Linked DNA regions of Homo sapiens: region 2 is linked to region 1. Evidence: read pairs that join two places in POLR2A ChIA-PET (ENCODE). Cell type or tissue: Panc1. All regions are shown on one strand. Links, peaks and the distances in the headings refer to the core of each region. The heading gives the core; the rest is flanking DNA. Region 1 overlaps ZNF780A (zinc finger protein 780A). Region 2 holds the start of PLEKHG2 (pleckstrin homology and RhoGEF domain containing G2).

The links. ChIA-PET counts read pairs that join two places held together with the same protein. Peaks named below come from ENCODE experiments on the same cell type or tissue, not always from the same donor. Only the 100,000 strongest peaks of a DNase experiment are listed, where the experiment ranks them.
Region 2: POLR2A ChIA-PET joins it to region 1 with 14 read pairs; 1 of 35 experiments calls an interaction of 5 or more read pairs at or near these places.

The regions. Positions count from the first base shown.
Region 1 is chr19:40,081,434-40,084,339 of GRCh38, reverse strand. It overlaps ZNF780A (zinc finger protein 780A), which reads left to right. Exons shown (of 6, transcript NM_001142578.2): 4 at 1,103-1,229; 5 at 2,426-2,521. Among named protein-coding and RNA genes, the nearest start is that of ZNF780A, 8.1 kb to the left of the region's middle. In Panc1, for the core only: no CTCF peak of the experiment used is centred there; no DNase peak of the experiment used is centred there.
Region 2 is chr19:39,411,158-39,414,063 of GRCh38, reverse strand. It overlaps PLEKHG2 (pleckstrin homology and RhoGEF domain containing G2), which reads right to left and starts at 1,395. Exons shown (of 19, transcript NM_022835.3): 1 at 652-1,395. TRI-TAT1-1 (tRNA-Ile (anticodon TAT) 1-1) reads left to right here and starts at 1,804; the gene lies at 1,804-1,896. RefSeq lists silencers at 304-363, 474-543, 554-693, 1,224-1,583 and enhancers at 1,794-1,843, 1,854-1,953, 2,364-2,453. In Panc1, for the core only: no CTCF peak of the experiment used is centred there; DNase peaks (open chromatin) are centred at 1,243 and 1,663; H3K4me3 peaks cover 2,500 bases; H3K27ac peaks cover 2,303 bases.

The sequences.
Region 1 (2,906 bases), core at 240-2,739:
AGCCTCAGTCTGCAAGTGTGACAAGGTGATCTGCTTTATGAGGCTTTTAGGAAAATGATAGGTGAGGACAGTGGGCAGTAGCAGGGAGAAGATAATTCAGGGCATGAATGATAGGTGATTACAGATTCTCTGGCTGGACATGGTGGCTCACGCGTGCAATCCCAGCACTTTGGGAGGCCGAGGTGGGTGGTGGATCACTTGAGGTCAGGAGTTTGAGACCAGCCTGGCCAACATGGTGAAACCCCATCTCTTCTAAAAAAAGAAAAAAAAAAATTAGCCTGTTGTGGTGGTGCGCACCTGTAATCCCAGCTGCACAGGAGGCTGAGGCAGGAGAATCGCTTGAACCTGGGAGGTGGAGGTTGCAGTGAGCTGCGATCGTGCCACTGCACTCCAGCCTGGGTAACAGAGTGAAATTCTGTCTCAGAAAAAAAATAAAAAATAAAAAATTCTCAGAATTGGGGAAATCCTTAGAGGCCCTGGCCATCCTCAACGTATAAATAGAAAAAAAATGAATAAATCTAATATGTGAGTTCTATTGACTTTAATGCAGCTTATAAAAATCAGTTGTCATGACAAGAAAAAATACTTTTGCTGTCATCTCATACCATAATGAACTTGAGGATTAAGAACATTCTTTAATTGTATGCCACCTTTTTTTTTTTTTTTTTTTTTCTCTGAGACAGAGTCTTGCTCTGTGGCCCAGGCTGGAGTGCAGTGGCGTGATCACAGTTCACTATAGCCTTGAACTCCTGGGCTCAAGCAATACTCCTACCTCAGCCTCCCGAGTAGCTGGGACTACAGGTACGTGATACCACACACAGTTACTTATTTAATTTTTGCAGAGATGGGATATCATTATGTTGCCCAGGCTGGTCTCAAATTTCTAGGCTCAAGCAATCCTCCTATCTCTGCCTCCCAAAGTGCTGGGACTATAGGCATAAGCCACCATACTCAGCCAGCAGGAGACTTCTTGAAGAATGTGCAGGCACTCTGTGAATTTCCATATTGCTTTTTTCTTACACTACACTCCTTCACTTCCTCTCCTTTCATCTTAAAACAACTTTCTTCAGTTTCACCATTATACATGTGTTTGTGGTTTCAGGGATCAGTGACATTCAGGGATGTGGCCATTGACTTCTCTCAGGAGGAGTGGGAGTGCCTGCAGCCTGATCAGAGGACCTTGTACAGGGATGTGATGTTGGAGAACTACAGCCACCTGATCTCACTGGGTAAGGTCGTTGAGTCCCAGCTATTTTTATATCTATTTTCTGGAATATCAGCTTTCTTCACCGTGAATTTCAGGGCTATCTTTTAAGAGGTGGCTGAATTCCTTCTTCTTGTTCCCAAAGGAATGGATTGGGATTTGTTGGGTTGAAAACAGGCACCTCCCTGGAGCCCCTGCATCTTGCCTACTCCACAATGGCCTCCTTCGTTACGCTGGTCCTCTCTGTAATTGCCTCTCTCTTCATGACCATGGGGCTGAATTTGAAATCTTGTACATTCATTGAAAGATATTGTCTAAGAACCAGATTTCATATTATGTTTGATCTCAGAATTACTGTAGATTTTCTGTTTGTTGGTTTGTTTTTGTTTTTCTAACCCATCTGTAAGGAGAAGAGTGTCTTGAATTTTTCTATCAGAGAAACCTCTATGATCACTGGGAGGTTGAGGCTGCAGTGAGCTGTACCCATCACTGCACTCCAGCCTGGGCAATAGACCGAGACCCTGTCTCAAAACCAAAAACAAACAAACAAAAATGTCTGTTATTTACGTATACTGATTGGGTTGACAGAAATTCATTTAACACTAAAGGGAATGCATTTCATTTCCTTCAATAAACATTCCATTGTTTTGCAGTTGAAAGTTTCAGACCATGGAGTTTATGTATTTTCATTTAGTGAATATACTGAGTGAGCTATAAATGTCTAAGGATGCAAAATAAATGACAATAATAAACAATAATTCTTGACTTTGTGCTACTGTACATCAGGCAATGTTAGAAGTATTTTGCATATATATAACTTATTTTGTCTTAGTATCAATCCTATAAAATAGGTATTGTATCATCCCCATTTTAGAGTTGGGAAAACTGAAGGACAGAGTTTAAGTGACTTACCTGAGGTCATACTGCTAGTGAGTAGCAGAGATAGGATTTGAACCTGGCAGTCTGGATTGAAGTTTCCTGCTCTCAACCATTCAGTTATACCTCTTTTCAAGGGATAAGATTCTGAGTTTAAATGAAAGGAAGTCCTTTTCTAACATAGTTAGAAAAGAGTTCTCTTACTCAACCTCTCACTCTTATCTGAAGTCTCTTTTCAATATTGTTTTGACTTGTAATTTATTGTAAGTTTAAGCAGGTCACAAAGATTTGAAAAAAAAAAATCTGTATTAAAAAAATTCTACATGTGTCGTTTCTTTTAAGCAGGAAGTTCCATTTCTAAACCAGATGTAATTACGTTACTAGAGCAAGAGAAAGAGCCCTGGATGGTTGTAAGGAAAGAAACAAGCAGACGGTATCCAGGTAAGTGAGGGTAAAGCAGGCGGGGGGAAGCCATCATTGTCCTGGACATGTGCTCAGAAAGGAGTCATACACTTGAGATGTGGTTTGAAAAGCTTTCTTCAGTGACCCAAGTCCTGTTGGATAAAAATGCCCAAGACCTGGGAAGGAAATAAAGATTACAGCAGAAGCCATCACCAAGGAACTTCATCATTTACTAATCACCTAATTTCTGTTCTCTTATTTCCTTCCCCTTTTAGTGGAGTAAGTTCCCTCTTTTTTTCCCAGGGTAAACTTTTTTTTTTTTTTTAAGGTGGAATCTTGCTCTGTCCTGCAGTGTGGAGTGCAGTAATCTGATCTTGGCTCACTGCAACCTCTGTCTGTTGGGTTCAAGCAATTCTCATGCCTC
Region 2 (2,906 bases), core at 275-2,774, 670 kb after region 1:
TGCAGAAAGAGCCCCTTCTTGGATATCAGGACCCCATGGGCCTCTCCGCCGCCCAGACTCACAGATGGGGGCTGGGAATTAGGAGCGTGGTGTAAATCCAGGGAGGGGCCCCTGGGAGTAACTAATGGGGGAGGCACAAAGTGACAGAAAGAAGGGGACAAGGAGAGAGAACCTGGCGAAAAAGATGGAAAGGCTGAGACAAAGAAGAGTGAGCGGAGCAGGAGGCGCAGAAGCTGCGAGTCCCGTTTGTCTGGGGCCGGAGGCTTAGGGATCCTGGGAACGTTTGGGCTCCAGCTGGAGCGGAGGGCGAGGGGCAGGGCTGGGAAAAGCCGTGGGCGGGAGGCCGCGGGGTCCCAGGGGAGGGCGGAGGCTGGGGGACCGGATGCCAGGGTCCTGCAGACGGCTCCCTCCCCCGCCGAGGGCTGCGCGCTGGGGCGCTGGCCCCGAGCCCTCGCACCCCCTCCGGCCGGTCTCTCCGAACCCCGATCGCCGTCCCCACAGCCACAGCCTCCCCAGCGCCTTCCCACACCCCTCCAGCCCCCAACTCCCGCCGGCGCCTCGGCTCGCCCCCCGCCGGCACGCCCCCTCATTGTTCAGCAGTGGCGCCGCCCCCTCCCCCAGTCCGCCTGGGCCCCTCGCCTCCCCCCTCACCTCCCGGGGAGCCTCCAGCCCCGGCTCGAGGCAGCCCGGCTCCTGCGCGACCCCGACGCGGTCCCCAGGGAGGTGCGGAGCCCAGACTCAGGGGCGTGAACTTCGGGCTCTCAGGCTCCAGGAATAGAATCTGGGGTCTCTCGGAGACTGGGGTCCCGCAGTCGGAATTTCTCAGTGTTCTACGTAGGGGATGCTAGGAGCCTCGACTCTGGAGTCTCAGATGGCGGCGCTGGGGACCCACATTCCTAAGTCTTCTAGGTAGGGCCGTGGGGTGGGGGATGGATTTCTGAGTTCCCCTAATTCTAGGGGCAGGAATGAAACTCCCTCCAGGTGGGAGCACAGGGGGGTCCCAAAGTCCTGGGTCCCCTTGAAGCGATGGCCGCTGCAGCCCGAAACTGGTTGGGGCGCTTAGAAGTCCGGATCTCAAGTTCCTCCAACGCGGGGTCTTGGGATCGGAGCCCTGGAGGGAGTCTGCGGTCCTGGATCCTGAGTTCTTGAAACGGGGATACGGGGCGCTCGGCCTCCAGGGTCTCGCGGGGTGACGTCCGGGCTCCCGGCTGCTCCAGGAGGGGGCGCTGCGCACCTGGATGGCTCAAGTCCTCCAGCCTGGGCGCCGGGGTCTGGACCTCGGGGTCTCTCAGGATGCGGTGCAGAAATTCCGGACGCCCGGGTCCGAGCCTCTGGACCCCTCGGGCTCCCGGCTGGGTGTCACGGGGCTCGTGTGACGGCGGCGGCGCCACATCTGGGGCGGGAGAGTCCGATCCCAGCTGTGAGGCGGGGGGCGGTCGCCCGGGGCTTCCCCTCCCCCGCTGTCGCCGGGGCTCACATCCTGTTCCCGCCTGCGGGGGGGGGAGGGGCTGCCTTCCGGCCGACCCGCCAGCGAAGGGTTAAGACCCCACCCCTTGTTTTGAATATTCATGAGGAGGCGTGTCCTTCTGGTAGGCGACACCCCTACATTCCAAACGCCTCGCGGACTTTTCCCTTTTACAGCAAGGGCCGCGAGGCGTGAGAATCCGGAACTGGCAATGCACTGTCTCCTATTGGTCAATGCAAAATGTTTAATTTGCATATATAACACAAGGCGGGGCCCTCCGGTGAGGTCACGTGGCTATGAACCACTGAAGAAGACCCCGGCGCAGGGGTGCGGCCGGAGCTCCAGTGGCGCAATCGGTTAGCGCGCGGTACTTATATGACAGTGCGAGCGGAGCAATGCCGAGGTTGTGAGTTCGATCCTCACCTGGAGCACTTTTTTTCCCCATCAGTTTTTATAAACTTACACATCTAATAAACCAACCAAAACATCTACATCACTTAGATGAATGAACGTTTCTATCTTTTGAATTATTGGGCTCAAAAGACTCCTAGGGCTTTGGCGACGGTCCTTTGGGTGTTCTGTATTGTAGGGAGGTGCCGTTTCCGTCCCAGCCACCAGGTGGGGGTATCGTCTCTTATTAGATGCTCTGGGCATGGAATTGTGTGCAAACAGTTTGACTTCTGTAGAGATGTGGGTCCTCGGCAAACTGTATATGACTCTGCCTCCTCTGTATTTCTCTGTCTTTTTAATGCCTCCTTTACAGATGAACATAGCTATCTGTCTTGGAGTTTTCGACCTCTGTTGAAAAGGAAAACTATGTTTTTGAGTCGACTTGTTTTTTCAATAAATATTGAACATTCACTATGCCTGGCTTCCTTTAGCTGTGTGTAATACAGCAGTGAACAAGTAGTCCCTGCCCCTGAGGACGCGACATTCTAGTGGGGAGGCAGATTGCTGTCAACATAAGAATTAAGTACATTTTAATGTTAGGTGGTGATGATAAATGTCATGGAAAAAGTCGAGCAAGGTAGGGAGGATGGGGTAGTTGGAGGTGGGGTGTGGATTGCAACAGCAGTGGTCAGGGAGGATCTCACAGAGAAGGCAACTTTTGAGCAGAGACATGAAGGAGGGGAGTGAGCCATGGGGACACCAGGGGAGTGTTCAGGCAGAGGGAACAGCTAGTGCAAAGCTCCTATGGATGAAGCAGACCAGACTTGGTAGAGCAGCTAGGAGGCCAGTGTGGCTGGAGCAGAGTGGCCAAGGGGGAGGGTAAGCGATGGGTGCCAGATTGTGTGGGCTGTGGGGAGGACTTCGGACTTTGACTTTTATGTGACCTGACTCAGGTCTCATAACAGGCTTCCTTTGGTTGTCTCGTGGGGGAGTGGAGAAAGGAGAGACTGAAGGCAGGGGCTAGAGCAGAGACTGGGGCTGGGGCTGCTAT